2 separate regions of the Homo sapiens genome follow, and region 1 is linked to region 2. The links are chromatin contacts, found by Hi-C or POLR2A ChIA-PET in ENCODE. All regions are on one chromosome and are shown on one strand. Each heading gives the region's core, a stretch centred on a gene start or an enhancer-like site at or near the end of the contact. The rest is flanking DNA. Distances are from core to core; before and after follow the strand shown.

What was found. A loop is a pair of places that touch in the nucleus more often than their neighbours do. ChIA-PET counts read pairs that join two places held with the same protein, here RNA polymerase II (POLR2A). Pooled maps may share reads with other maps.
Region 1: POLR2A ChIA-PET joins it to region 2 with 29 read pairs in PC-9. The contact joins the enhancer-like site here to the promoter of MPND in region 2. A Hi-C loop is called at or near these places in 17 of 168 maps with a recorded cell type or tissue (CD4-positive, alpha-beta memory T cell, HCT116, adrenal gland and 11 more), 4 of 37 single-sample maps with no recorded cell type and 21 of 50 pooled maps. POLR2A ChIA-PET finds 5 or more read pairs at or near these places in 37 of 52 experiments (A549, A673, AG04450 and 29 more).

Annotation. Positions count from the first base shown.
Region 1 is chr19:4,382,812-4,389,089 of GRCh38, reverse strand. All of the region lies in intron 1 of SH3GL1 (SH3 domain containing GRB2 like 1, endophilin A2), which reads left to right. Among named protein-coding and RNA genes, the nearest start is that of SH3GL1, 15 kb to the left of the region's middle. RefSeq lists an enhancer at 2,105-2,605. Within about 2 kb of position 2,914, at least 2 of the 41 ENCODE cell types and tissues checked have a DNase peak (open chromatin) inside an H3K27ac peak, as active enhancers do.
Region 2 is chr19:4,340,635-4,346,809 of GRCh38, reverse strand. It overlaps MPND (MPN domain containing), which reads right to left and starts at 3,248. Exons shown (of 13, transcript NM_001300862.2): 1 at 3,210-3,248; 2 at 2,816-3,102; 3 at 829-1,065. The coding sequence starts at 3,216. RefSeq lists a silencer at 3,107-3,396 and enhancers at 3,465-4,196, 4,217-4,336.

The DNA.
Region 1 (6,278 bases), core at 1,665-4,164, 43 kb before region 2:
CCACAGGGCCCCTGTGGTGTCCCTGGTGGTGGCTCAACAGCAGCCCCTGGTCCGCTGGCCAGGCATCTGACCAGGCCGTGTCACAGCACCAGGGAGGCAGGTGGCTGACAAGGCCTCGGAGAACTCGGTTGGGAACAGGTCCGACTGCTCTGAAAAAATCAACAGCTCAGAGAGTGTCTCCTGTGGTTTAGGGTGTGTGTCCAGCTCCAGGGCTGCAGCTGACAGTCACCTGAACTTGGCCAGGTCCGAGGGCCTGACTGTGTCACAGGCAGTCTCTGACCCAGAGCCTGCCTGAGCAGGGTCCCTAAGAAGCCAAGCCCAGACGCCTGCTTCCCCCCTTGATCGAGGCCAGGCTGAAATGCACCTGCTGCTGCCCGGCTGGGCCGGTCTGCTCAGAGTTGGTGGTTCCCTGGCTTGAATGCTTCCCCAAACTAAACCACTCCCAGCCTCCAGAAACTGGCTCCCCAGCCCTGTTTGCCAAGATTCTTAGGACTTTTGCCATGGCTGGGCCTGGCCACCCATCCTGCAGCTCTCTCCCTGGCCTCTGTGCCCAGTTGCTGCAGTGACTTCTCTCTGATTGCCACAATAGGCCCTGCGGCTCCTCCCACTTCTCCCTGTGGATGGCCCCTTCTGTCTCTGAGCCTGCTGTCTCCTGTGCTTCCGCTGCCCCTCTCTGTACCTGTCTTCTAAGCCTGCGTCCCCTGTCCCAGCGTTCAAATGTGACACTCCCACGACTCGCAGACCACAGCAGGCAGCTGGCCAGCGGTGATGCCCTGAAATGACAGCCAGGGTTCATCGCCTGTCCTTCAGCTTGAACCCATTAGCTGATTCGGCCTCTTTCCTCTTAAATTACTTTTATTTTATCACTTTTAAAATGTATTTTAAAGGGGATCGTGGTATTTTTCCTTGCTCAATAACAGTAACTGGAATAGGCCGGACACGATGGCTCACACCTGTAATCCCAGCACTTTGGGAGGCCGAGGCAGGTGGATCACAAGGTCAGGAGTTTGAGACTAGACTGGCCAACATGGTGAAACCCCATCTCTACTAAAAATACAAAAATTAGCTGGGCGTGGGTGGCGCATGGCTGTAATCCCAGCTACTCAGGAGGCTGAGGCGGGAGAATCGCTTGAACTCAGGAGGCAGAGGTTGCAGTGAGCTGAGATCGCGCCAGTGCACTCCAGCCTGGCGACAGAGCGAGACTCTGTCTCAAAAAAACAAAAACAAAAACAAACAAAATTCGTCGGGCGTAGTAATGCATATCTGTAATCCCCGCTACTCGGGAGGCTGAGGCAGGCGAATCGCTGGAACCTGCGAGGTGAAGGTTGCCTTGAGCCAAGATAGCACCACTGCACTCTGCCTCAAAAACAAAACAACACAAAAAACCCCGCACAGTAAGTGGAATAACAAATACAACAGCAGCAAAACAATAGAGTGAAATTTTGCTGGATACCCCACCCCTGAGCCTGAGGTGTGCTCTCTTGTGAAAGAGCTGTTCGGGCTGGACGTGGTGATTCTTGCCTGTAATCCCAGCACTTAGGGAGGCTGAGGCAGGATTGCTTTAGCCCAGTTGTTCAAGCCCATTTGGGCAACACAATGAAACCCCGTCTGTACAAAAAATTAAATTAGCCAGTCATAGCGGTGCACACCTGTAGCCCAGCTACTTGGTAGGCTGAGGTGGGAGGATCACTTAAGTCCAGGAGTTTGAGGCTGCGGTGAGCTATCATCATGCCGCTGCCCTCCAGCCTGGGCAACAGAGCAAGACCCTGCCTAAAAAAAACAAAAACAAAGCCTGTACTATAGTAGTGCCCACCTGGAAGTTCCTTCTTGCCAGAATAAGAAATACAGAAGAGGGGCCAGGCGCGGTGGCTCATGCCTGTAATCCCAGCACTTTGGGAGGGCGAGGCGGGCAGATCACGAGGTCAGGAGATCGAGACCATCCTGGCTAACACGGTGAAACCGTGTCTCTGCTAAAAATACAAAGAATTAACTGGATGTGGTGGCGGGCACCTGTAGTCCCAGCTACTCGGGAGGCTGAGCCAGGAGTATGGCGTGAACCCGGGAGGCAGAGCTTGCAGTGAGCCAAGATTGCACCACTGCACTCCAGCCTGGGCGACAGAGCAAGACTCCATCTCAAAAGAAAAAGAAAAAGAAATACAGAAGGGGAATTGCAGCGGAGTTGTGTTCTGACCACGTGATTCACGTGCCTTATGCTTGTGTTAGCTGCCACGCTGTGGGAAATGCCTCACGGAAGGCACGTTGCCTTTTCCCTTGGGGCCCACCGCCATGCCCTCTGCAGTCTCGCCTCTTAGGATCGGGGGATCCTGCACACTGGGATTTGGGCTCAGGAAAGAGGGCTGATGGGTTGGTAACAGCCAGGTCCTGAGTGCCTGGGGAAAGGCATGGAAGCTGGAGACCCAGCAGTCAGCATTCTTAAGGAGTTCCCAAACATTGTTGGGCACGGTGGCTCGTGCCTGTAATCCCAGCTCTGAGGGAGGCAGAGGCAGGAGGAGCGCTTGAGCCCGGGAGTTTGAGATCTGCCTGGGCAGTATAGCAAGACCCTGTTCTCCAAAAAAAAAAAAAAAAAAGTGAAAAAGAAATAAAAAAAAAAAAGAGTTCCCAAACATCACCCAAGCAGTAATGCAAATATCTTCCTCCAGGACACCCCCATCCAGCCCTGCGTGCTGGAAGCAGAACTGCTGACTGATTATTTTTCTGCTGTCATTTCGGGACTTTGCCCCAGCACTAAGCAGAGACCCTTATTCTCAGGAAGCCCCCTGCGGAAGGAAGCTCTGGGAACTTTCTGCCCGCCCTCGCCGCAATCCCTTGCCACCCGCCTCTGTGGGATGAGGCCCCACAGCTGACTCAGGCAGGCATCCATCAGCCTAACAGCCTCACTCATCAGAGTCCCGATTGTTTGAAACAGATGGGCAGCCCTGGCCCTTCAAGGCCAGCCTTTGTGGCTCAGAAGAGGGCAGCCCAGGGACCTGGTTGGAATTTCCCCATCTCCCAACCTTCACCCACCCTGGCATAAGATCATCTTCATCCTCTCCTGAGGCCTCTGATGGTTTTCTCTAAGGTTGAGAATCCCTGCTATTATTTTAGGAAGGAAGGACAACCCCCAGAACTGCAGAGTATCTTGCTTCTTGCTGACTCTGGTCAAGTCAGCGTTCCACCCACGAGGAGCCTTGGAGCTGTCGGACCCCTGGCTGAGCGTAGTGTGGGTGTCTGGGAGGTATGTGCTGCCCACTGCAGAGGCTGGCTCGGAGGCCGCTGGAATGCTGCGCTGTGCCCTAGCTTTTACATTTTTATTTCATACTTGCAGAATCCTGTGTATTTTTCCAGTGTTCTCCCACTCCCAGCCTTCCCACAGCAGCCTCCCCGGCTAGCCCCAGAGCACTCTGTGCCTGTCAGAAGAAGGCACCAGTGGGCCCCTCTGTTGAGTGGGGTCCCTGTGCCACCTCTAGACTGGCTGAGGGTTCCATAGTGGGCAGCTGCACAGCCAGGGAGGGTCTTTGGGGCCCGGAAGGAAAGAGTGCTGCTGGGAGGGAGGGCAGGAGAAAGACCTTTGGTCTGCCTGCTGCAATCACGTTTCTGGAGCCCAGGAGTCCACTCGGCTGTCAGAGGAGCCGGTAGGGGGTCGCCCTCCTTCCAGGAGAGGTTGCCTCTTACTGCATTCAGAACACATTCCCTGGGCCACACGCTGGTCGGCACCAGTATGTGGCACAGGGCACCTCCCTTGTTCAGGCACCTCATGAAGGTTGTATCATAAAGGGTTTCAGATCCAGAAAGGCAGCTAAGAATGACCAGCAGATGAGCAGGTGCCCCCACCCCATCCCAAGGAAGCCAGAGCAGGGCCGGCGTGCCTTCACTGCGCACGTTCACTGCGCCAAAACACGCAGGGTTGTGTGGCGGTCCACACTGCCTGTCAACAGGATCACGTGCTTTCTTGCTTGGTTTCTCGTACCCTAGTTTTTTTTTTTTTTTTTGAGATGGAGTCTCTCGTCACCCAGGCTGGAGTGCAATGGCGCAATCTCAGCTCACTGCAACCTCCCGCTCCCAGGCTCAAGCAATTCTCCTGCCTCAGCCTCCCGAGTAGCTGGGATTACAGACACCAACCACCACACCCGGATAATTTTCATATTTTTAGTAGGGACAAGGTTTCACCATGTTGGCCAGGCTAGTCTCGAACTCCTGAGCTCCAGCAATCTGCCTGCTTTGGCCTCCCAGAGTGCTGGGATTACAGGCGTAAGCCACCGCACCTGCTCACCCTACTTTTAGGCTGAGCACTGCTTGTGAGTACCGTTCACACTGACACACGAGGCTCCACTCGCATCCGCAGCTGCGTGGCTTTCCCTCGTGGTTATTCCACAGTGTGTCTATCCGTTCTCCAGCCAGTGGACATTTAGAGTCTCCAAGTTTCTGCATTTTCACACAGCCTGGCAGTGAGCGGTCCCCTGTGGCATGTATCTGAGAGCTTCTCCAGTGCGGTACCTTGCTTAATATGATCATCTGCTGTAGTGCTTGATGACTATGCCCATGAATAGCCACTGCACTCCAGCCTAGGCAATATAGCGAGACCCTGCCTTCAAAAAAAGAAAAATAGCCACATAGGTTTTCAGCAGTCCTAGCCTGGAAAAAAACAACCTGTTCAATTTGCATGACCGAAAGTCCTGGACCGGTGGCTAGCAATATCGTGTGTTGCGCACTCGTAAAGTGTGTTATTTCAACCCTCCTCCACCGTGCTGTATGTGCCTGGGGGCCTTGGCCAGGAAGCCAAGTGGGCGGGGAGGAGGCTCCCAGCTCAGGGTTAGCTCTGTGTGGTCCGGAGCGGGATGAACTGGGGGGCTCCTGCGCCATCAGCTCTGAGGACTCTGCTTCTGCTGGGCATCCTCCTCACGGATGTAACATCCCCTCCAGCCTGTAAATTCCTCTGGAGCCTGCGTTTTCAGTTTTGTTGTGTACAGTGAGGCCGCGCTCACAGAAAGCACCTAGCACCCAGCCTTGTCGCAGAGGGCAGCTTGGGCCAGGACTCACGTGCTCCCTGTGCAAATTCACCTACTTGATAAGATTGATTTGTAGCCCCAAATCATTCCTTTTGCAGTCTTTTGCAGACAAGTGCAGAGCAGCAAAAAATCTGTCACCCATCGCATATGTTCCTAGCCGAGGTCAAACAAAGCCACACTGCCTTCTCCTAGCTCTCAACGCTGTGTTCTGGCGTGGATCACTCTGCCTTCTCCCGGCTCTCGCATTGTGTTCCGGCGTGGATCACGCTGCCTTTTCCCGGCTCTCACGCTGTGTTCCGGCATGGATTTGCAGGCTTTTAGCGCCATGTTTCTCACATTTTTGGGATTTTGTTGGTGATTTCGCTGTTGAGAATGGTCCCAGCATCATGCAGCAGTGCCGTCTCGTGTTCCTCAGTGCCAGGAGGCTGGGATGAGCCTCACAGAGAAACCATGTGTGAGAGCAGTTCTCTCAGGCAGGAGTGATAGCTCCGTGTCCATGAGTTCAGTGTGGGTGAATCACAGTAAATATGAACTAAGGAAATACGCATAAAGGACAGGTGCAGCGGCTCATGCCTGTCACCCAGCACTTTGGAAGGCTGAGGCAGGAGGATGGCTTGAGCCTGGGAGTTTGAGACCAGCATGGGCAACAAAGTGAAACCCCGTCTCTACAAAAATACCAAAAAATAAAAAATAAAAAAAAAAATAACTCTGTGTGGTGATGCACGCCTGTAGTCCCAGCTACTCGGGAGACTGAGGCCAGAGGATTGATTGAGCTTGGGAAGTCAAGGCTGCAGTGAGCCATGATCACGCCACTGCACTCTAGCCTGGGTGACAGAGCAAGACCTGGTCTCAAAAAAAAAAAAAATGTCCAGGCGTGGTGGCTCATGCCTGTAATCCCAGCATTTTGGGAGGCTGAGGCAGGTGGATCACTTGAGGTCAGGAGTTCGAGACCAGCCTGGCCAACATGGTGAAACCCTGCCTCTATTAAAAATACAAAATTAGCCAGGCGTGGTGGTGTGTACTTGTAATCACAATTACTCAGAAGCCTGAGGCTGGAGACTCACTTGAACCCGGGAGGCAGAGGTTGCAGTGAGCCAAGATTGTGCCACTGTACTCCAGCCTGGGCGACAGAGTGAGACTCTGTCTCAAAAAGAAAAAATGAAATACACAAAACTGGGTTACATAGTGACCATTTGATGAACATGTTGTGAGCAGAGGCTCACAGAAACCTAGCTGTGTGTTTCCCCTCTGAACAGTGGCTCAGTACTGGCC
Region 2 (6,175 bases), core at 1,999-4,498:
ACCTGCCTGCTTCAGCCTCCCAAAATGCTGGGATTACAGGCATGAGCCACTGTGCCTGGCCTACCATCTCCATTTCACATAAGAAAAAAAAAACGGCCAGTGCAGTAGCTCACGCCCGCAATCCCAACACTTTGGGAAGTCCAGGTGGGAGGATTGCTGGAGGCCAGGAGTTTGAGACCAGCCTAGGCAACATGGTGAAACCTCATCTCTTCTAAAAATCCAAAAATTAGCCGGGTGTGGTGGCATGCGTCTGTAGTCCAGCTACTAGGGAGGCTGAGGTGGGAGGATCGCTTGAACCCAGGAGGTGAAGGCTGTAGTGAGCCAAGATGGGGGCACTGCACTCCAGCCTGGGCCACAGAGTGAGACCCTGTCTCAAAAAAAAAGAAAAAAACTAAGGCACACAAAGGGTCCTTGGTCAAGTTCACCCGGCTGGTGAACACTCAGGGAACATCTATTATCATAGCATTTGAAGTTCCCCCAGTGCCCCTCTGGTCCCTGCCATCATTTCCAGCCCCCTCAGCCACCCATGACACCAGCAGGTCTTTCTTCTTGTCTACATGACTTTGCGTATGCCATTCCATCCTTCTAGAAAGCTCTTCCCTTCAACTTGCTCTGACAAACTCCTGCTCATCCCTCAAAGCCCAAGCTCCCATGTCCCCTCTCTCCGCCCCAGCCCTGGAGGGATGGAGGAGGCATGTCACGTGGTAAGGGCTCCATCCGTGTTTGTATATATTACTAATACCTCCTCCGGAGAGAGCTGTGCCAGGCTGGGCACCCCTCATTCCACAGTGACCTGGGCGGCTTCCTGGAGGAGGCTGCAGCACGTACCTCATCAGCAGCCGTGGCAGGCGTGTGCAGCTGGTGCAGCCGGAGCCAGGTGGCCTTGTACTTGTCCAGTTTCTGGCCTTTGTACTTGACAGAGGCCCAGCCACAGCCCGACTTCTTGGCAGGGTTCACCAGCTTCTTGCAGTGGGTGGCCCAGGCGCTGGGTGAGTTGAAGGTCTGCCCGGTCTCCTGCCACATGATCCTTCCGTCTGGCTGCAGGTCGCCCAGGAACTTCTTCCCCTGCAGTGACAGTCAGCTGGCTGGGCCCAGGACCAACACCCACCATGCCCTCTCTCCCGGGGGGTCCTCCCCAGACCTACGCTCCCTCAGGCATGTCTTTACAGGGCTTCCAGGAACACCTCTCAGGCCGGCTGCAGGGCCTCCTCAGTGCCTGGGAGTCCACACCCACAAACCTGATCAGCCTGCACCAAGCTGCCTGGCAGATATCTGCACCCCGCCCACCATGACCAAGAAACCCCTAAGATCGGGGATAGGGTCTGTCTGTCTTGATCACTGCTGTGTCTCCAGGATGCAACACTCAGCAGTTGCTCCATTCAGAAACTCCCATTCAGAAGGGGAATAATGTGCTACCATTCACAAATCAAACAATAATGACAACAGTAATAGTAATAATACAGGGCTGGGTGCAGTGGTTCACGCCTGTAATCCCAGCACTTTGGGAGGCTGAGGCGGGCGGATCACCTGAGGTCAGGAGTTTGAGACCAGCCTGGCCAACATGGTGAAACCCCATCTCTACTAAAAATATAAAAATTAGCCAGGCGTGGTGGCGGGTGCCTGTAATCCCAGCTACTCAAGAGGCTAAGGCAGGAGAATTGCTTGAACCGGGAGGCAGAGGTTGCAGTGAGCCGAGATCATGCTACTGCATTCCAGCCTGGGCAACAGCGCGAGACTCTGTCTCAAAAAAAAAAAAAAAAAAAAAAAAAGGCCGGGCATGGTGGCTCACGCCTATAATCCCAGCACTTTGGGAGCTGAGGCAGGCGGACCACGAGGTCAGGAGTTCAAGACCAGCCTGGCCAATATAGTGAAACCCCGTCTCTACTAAAACTGCAAAAAAAAAAAATTAGCCAGGCGTGGTGGCGCATACCTGTAGTCCCAGCTACTCGGGAGGCTGAGGCAGAAAATCGCTTGAACCGGGAGGCAGAGGTTGCAGTGAGCCGAGATCGAGCAACTGCATTCCAGCCTGGGCAAAAAAGCGAGACTCTGTCTCAAAAAAAAAAAAAAAAAAAAAGTACTAATACCTACCACAGATAAAGTGCTTACCATGTGGCAGGCGCCTGCTGAGGGCTTTATTCATTTAACCATCCCCTAATTTTCCCATGGTGGGGAAATATTCCATTTCACGGCTGGGAAACCACAGGAAGGCCGGGGTGTTGCCCATCTGACCCTGCGCGGGTGGTGGCTCCTCTCTGAGCCTCAGCTTCTCCTTTGTGGGATGGGGTGTTTGGTAATCTACGTCCTCCCCACCAGAAGGACCCATCTGTGCCTCAGATTCCTCTCTCCACATGGGGCTTGTCCCGTAAAAAGAGCTCCGGGCCTCAGTGTCCCCTCCACGGGAGCTCCTCCTGCAGGAAAGGAGCTCTGGGCCTCAGTTTCCCCTCCCCACACTGGGGCTTGTCCTAAAGCAAGGGAGCTCTCCAGGCCTCAGTCTCCCTTCCTCACACCGGGGCTCTTCCTGCCGCCAAGGGAGCTCCGGGCCTCAGTCTCCCCTCTTCATGTCGGGGCTCTTCCTGCAGCCAAGAGAGCTCCGAGCCTCAGTTTCCCCTCCTCACACTGGAGCTCTTCCTGCAGTCAACGGAGCCCCGGGCCTCAGTTTCCCCTCGCCACACCGGGGCTCGTCTCTCAGCAAGGGAGCTCCGGGCCTCAGTGTCCCCTCCCTACACTGAAGCTTGTCCTGCAGCAAGGGAACTCCAGGCCTCAGTTTCCCCTTCCTGCCCGAGCCGCGATGGGACGAGGGAGGCGGGGTGCTCACCAGGTAGTAGATGGACAGCACCCCGGCGCCAGGCTCCAGCAGCGCGTCTTTGAGGAGCACCCGCAGTGTGACCGCGCGCCTGGTGAGCGCGCCCCCGGGCCCGCCGCAGCCCCCCGCCCCGGCCCCGCCGCCGCCGCCTCCTCCGCTGACGCTACTGCCGCCGCCGCCACTGCGTCCACCGCCCGCTCCCGCATTCGGCCGCTCAGGGTCCTCGGCCTCCGCTTCGTCCTCGTCCTCCTCCGGCGCCTCCTCGCCCGCACCGCCCGCCGGGGACAGCGGCTCCGGAGCTGCGGACAGCGAGAGGCTGCAGGGAGGCCGCTCGCCCCACGGCTCTGCAGCCCCGCGCCCCTGCAGCCCCGCGCCCCGCGCCTCCGCCCCGCTGGGCCCGCCGTACCTGCCATGGCCGCGCCTCCCCGCGCCCGGAGCTCTAGACTCCGGCTTCCCGGCACGTCACGCGGCCCCGCCCCGGGGAGGGGAGGGGCGCCCCAACCATTGGCCGTCGCCGGGGTCGGGGGAAGGGCTCGGCGCGCTGGGGTGGGCGGAGAAACTGAGGCCTCGGGGATGCCCACGCGGGAGAGAGATCGGGAACTCAGCCCTCTGGGAACATTCGGGAAACTGAGGCGTGACGGGGTGTTGACCGGGAGCTCATTGGTGCGAATGGGGAAACTGAGGCCTCGCTGTCCAGGGATAGAGGTTGCAAGGTGGAAGCCTGGGGCGGGTGCGCGAGTGGCTCAGCCTGCTGCAAGGAGAGGAGAAGGTGAGACCTGCGGTCACCGCACTTGAGGAACTCAGAGGCCTCGGCCTTTAGGACCAGGGGAGAAACTCAGGTCCAGGGGAACAATGCGGACTCCAATAGGGAACAGCCTCGCGCAGACACAGGTGGAGCCAAAGAGCCCAAGCCGGCCTCAGTCGCTAAAGAATTAACTCCCACCCTCCCGGGCGGCCCTCGACTGATTCCATGATTGGACCGTTGCGGAGCCCGCCAGCCAATGATAAGAGTCCCATTTATTTCACCCTCAACCAATCGATAGCAAGCTACTGGATTCCCGCACCAACCAATCCGTGTCAACTATCTGATTACACCAACTCGGATTTGACCAATGGGCAGACGTCCATGTAAACCAATCAGTAGAAACCCTTAGTTATGAGCGCAAACCATCAGAGGCAGGGACTGGACTCACCAGCCAATCAGCTCCGGGTATAAGGCCAGCCGAGTCCGGCCCTCCATACCCTTGGGCGGAGCAGGAGGCAGGGCCGGGCTCGTTGCGCGCCTGATCAGTGCAGCCCCGGCCTTTGTCCCCTACCCTGTTTCTGCAACTACATCCCCGACCCTGTCCTGGGACCTTCGTCCCGGAGCCCAGGCTCTGGGATTTCCCTCAGTCCCTGGCAGGGTTGAAAGTCCGGGATGGGGACTTCCTAAAGCTCCGGGACGCCGTGGGATGGGCTCAAGTGCGGGTGGCTTTGCCCAGACCGCAGTCGGGAAGTGGGAACTGGACAGTAGGGGTGCGGGGGAGGCTCTCCAGGGTGCTCGGGAATGTTCTCAGGAAGAAGACTTGACATAGAGCAAGAGCTGGGTACATGTGAACTATTGTTGTCCAGCCCAGGCACCCTTTAGGGGCCCCACCCTGACTGTCCAGCCAACAACGGGCATCCCCAAGGCCTGCAGACTCAGCATAGCCCAAACCGGCCTCAGTTTATTTCCCCAACTCCTTACGCACTTTCTCTTTGGCTTTTTTTCCGTCCCCTGCCTTCCAAAACCCTGAGCCACACCTCCAGCCTCTTGCACCCAAATCCTGGCCATCGCAGTGAGTCTCAGGCCTCCAAACTCATGCCCCACCCTGTCGGTCTTCCACCATTGCCCCAGAGGGCTCTTTCTAAAATGCACCTATTACCACCTCCCTCCCATATTATTATTTTGTTTTCTTTTCTTTTCTTTTTTCTTTTTTTTTTTTTTTTTTTTTTTTTTTTTTTGAGACGGAGTCTCGCTCTGTCACCCAGGCCGGAGTGTAGTGGCAAGATCTTGGCTCGCTACAACCTCTGCCTACCAGGTTCAAGCGATTCTCCTGCCTCAGCCTCCCAATTAGCTGGGACTGCAGATGCACATCACCACACCCAGCTAATTTTTGTATTTTTAGTAGAGAAGGGGTTTCACCATGTTTGCCAGGCTGGTCTCGAACTCCCAACCTCAGGTGATCCACCTGCCTCAGCCTCCCAAAGTGCTGGGATTACAGGTGTGAGCCACTGCGCCCAGCCTATTTTCTTTTCTTTTCGAGACAGGGCCTTGCTCTATCTCCCAGGCTGGAGTGCATTGGTGTAATCATGGCTCACTGCAGCCTTGGCCTCCTGGACTCAAATGATCCTCTTGCCTCAGCCTCCAGAGTAGCTGAGACAACAGGCGTGACCAGCATGCCTGGCTAATTTTTAATTTTCTTGTAAAAGAAGGGGATCTCACTATGTTGCCCATGCTGGTCTCCAAGTCCTGGCCTTAAGCAATCTTCCCACTTGGGCTCCCAAAGTGTTTGGATTACAGGCGTGAGCCACCGCACCCTGCCCTCCTCTCATGCTGTAAATCCTTCTGTCGCTCCACATTGCCTTAGACAAATACAATAAAAACTAACCACCCTGGCTGGGCACAGTGGCTCACGCCTGTAATCCCAGCACTTTGGGATCACTTGAGGTCAGAAGCTGAAGACCAGCCTGACCAACATGGTGAAACCCCATCTCTAATAAAAACAAAAAAATTAGCCGGGGGTGGTGGCAGGCACCTGTAATCCCAGCTACTCCAGAGGCTGAGGCAGGAAAATCGCTTGAACCCGGGAGGCGGAGGTTGCAGTGAGCCGAAATCATGCCACTGCACTCCAGCCTGGGCAAAAGGAGCAAAACCCTGTCTGAAAAAACAAACAAACAAAAAAACGAAACAAAAATCAACTCTCTGACCTTACTTAGTATAGCTGATACTATCAACTTTATCAGACAGTTCAGTGGATGAACACATTGCCACAGTCCCACGGCCTTTCTGTGATTTCTAGAACACCTGTTCTGCTATGTATACAAAGTCTAGCCCTGGTAACTACTAAGGAAATTGAATTTGTAATTTAAAAACTCCCAAAAAAGCAATCTCCAGACCCAGATGGTTTCACTAAGGAATTCTGCCAAAGGTTCAAAGAAGAATTAACACCAATTTCACATCATCTCTTCCAGAAAATTGAAGGGGACACTTCCCTGTTCATTTTATGGAACTATGACCCTGATACCAAAACCAGATAAAGACGGTACAAAGAAAGCAAGCTACACCCCATATCCCTCATGAAGACGTGCAAAAATCCTTAACAAAATATTACAAAGTAGAATTTAACAATA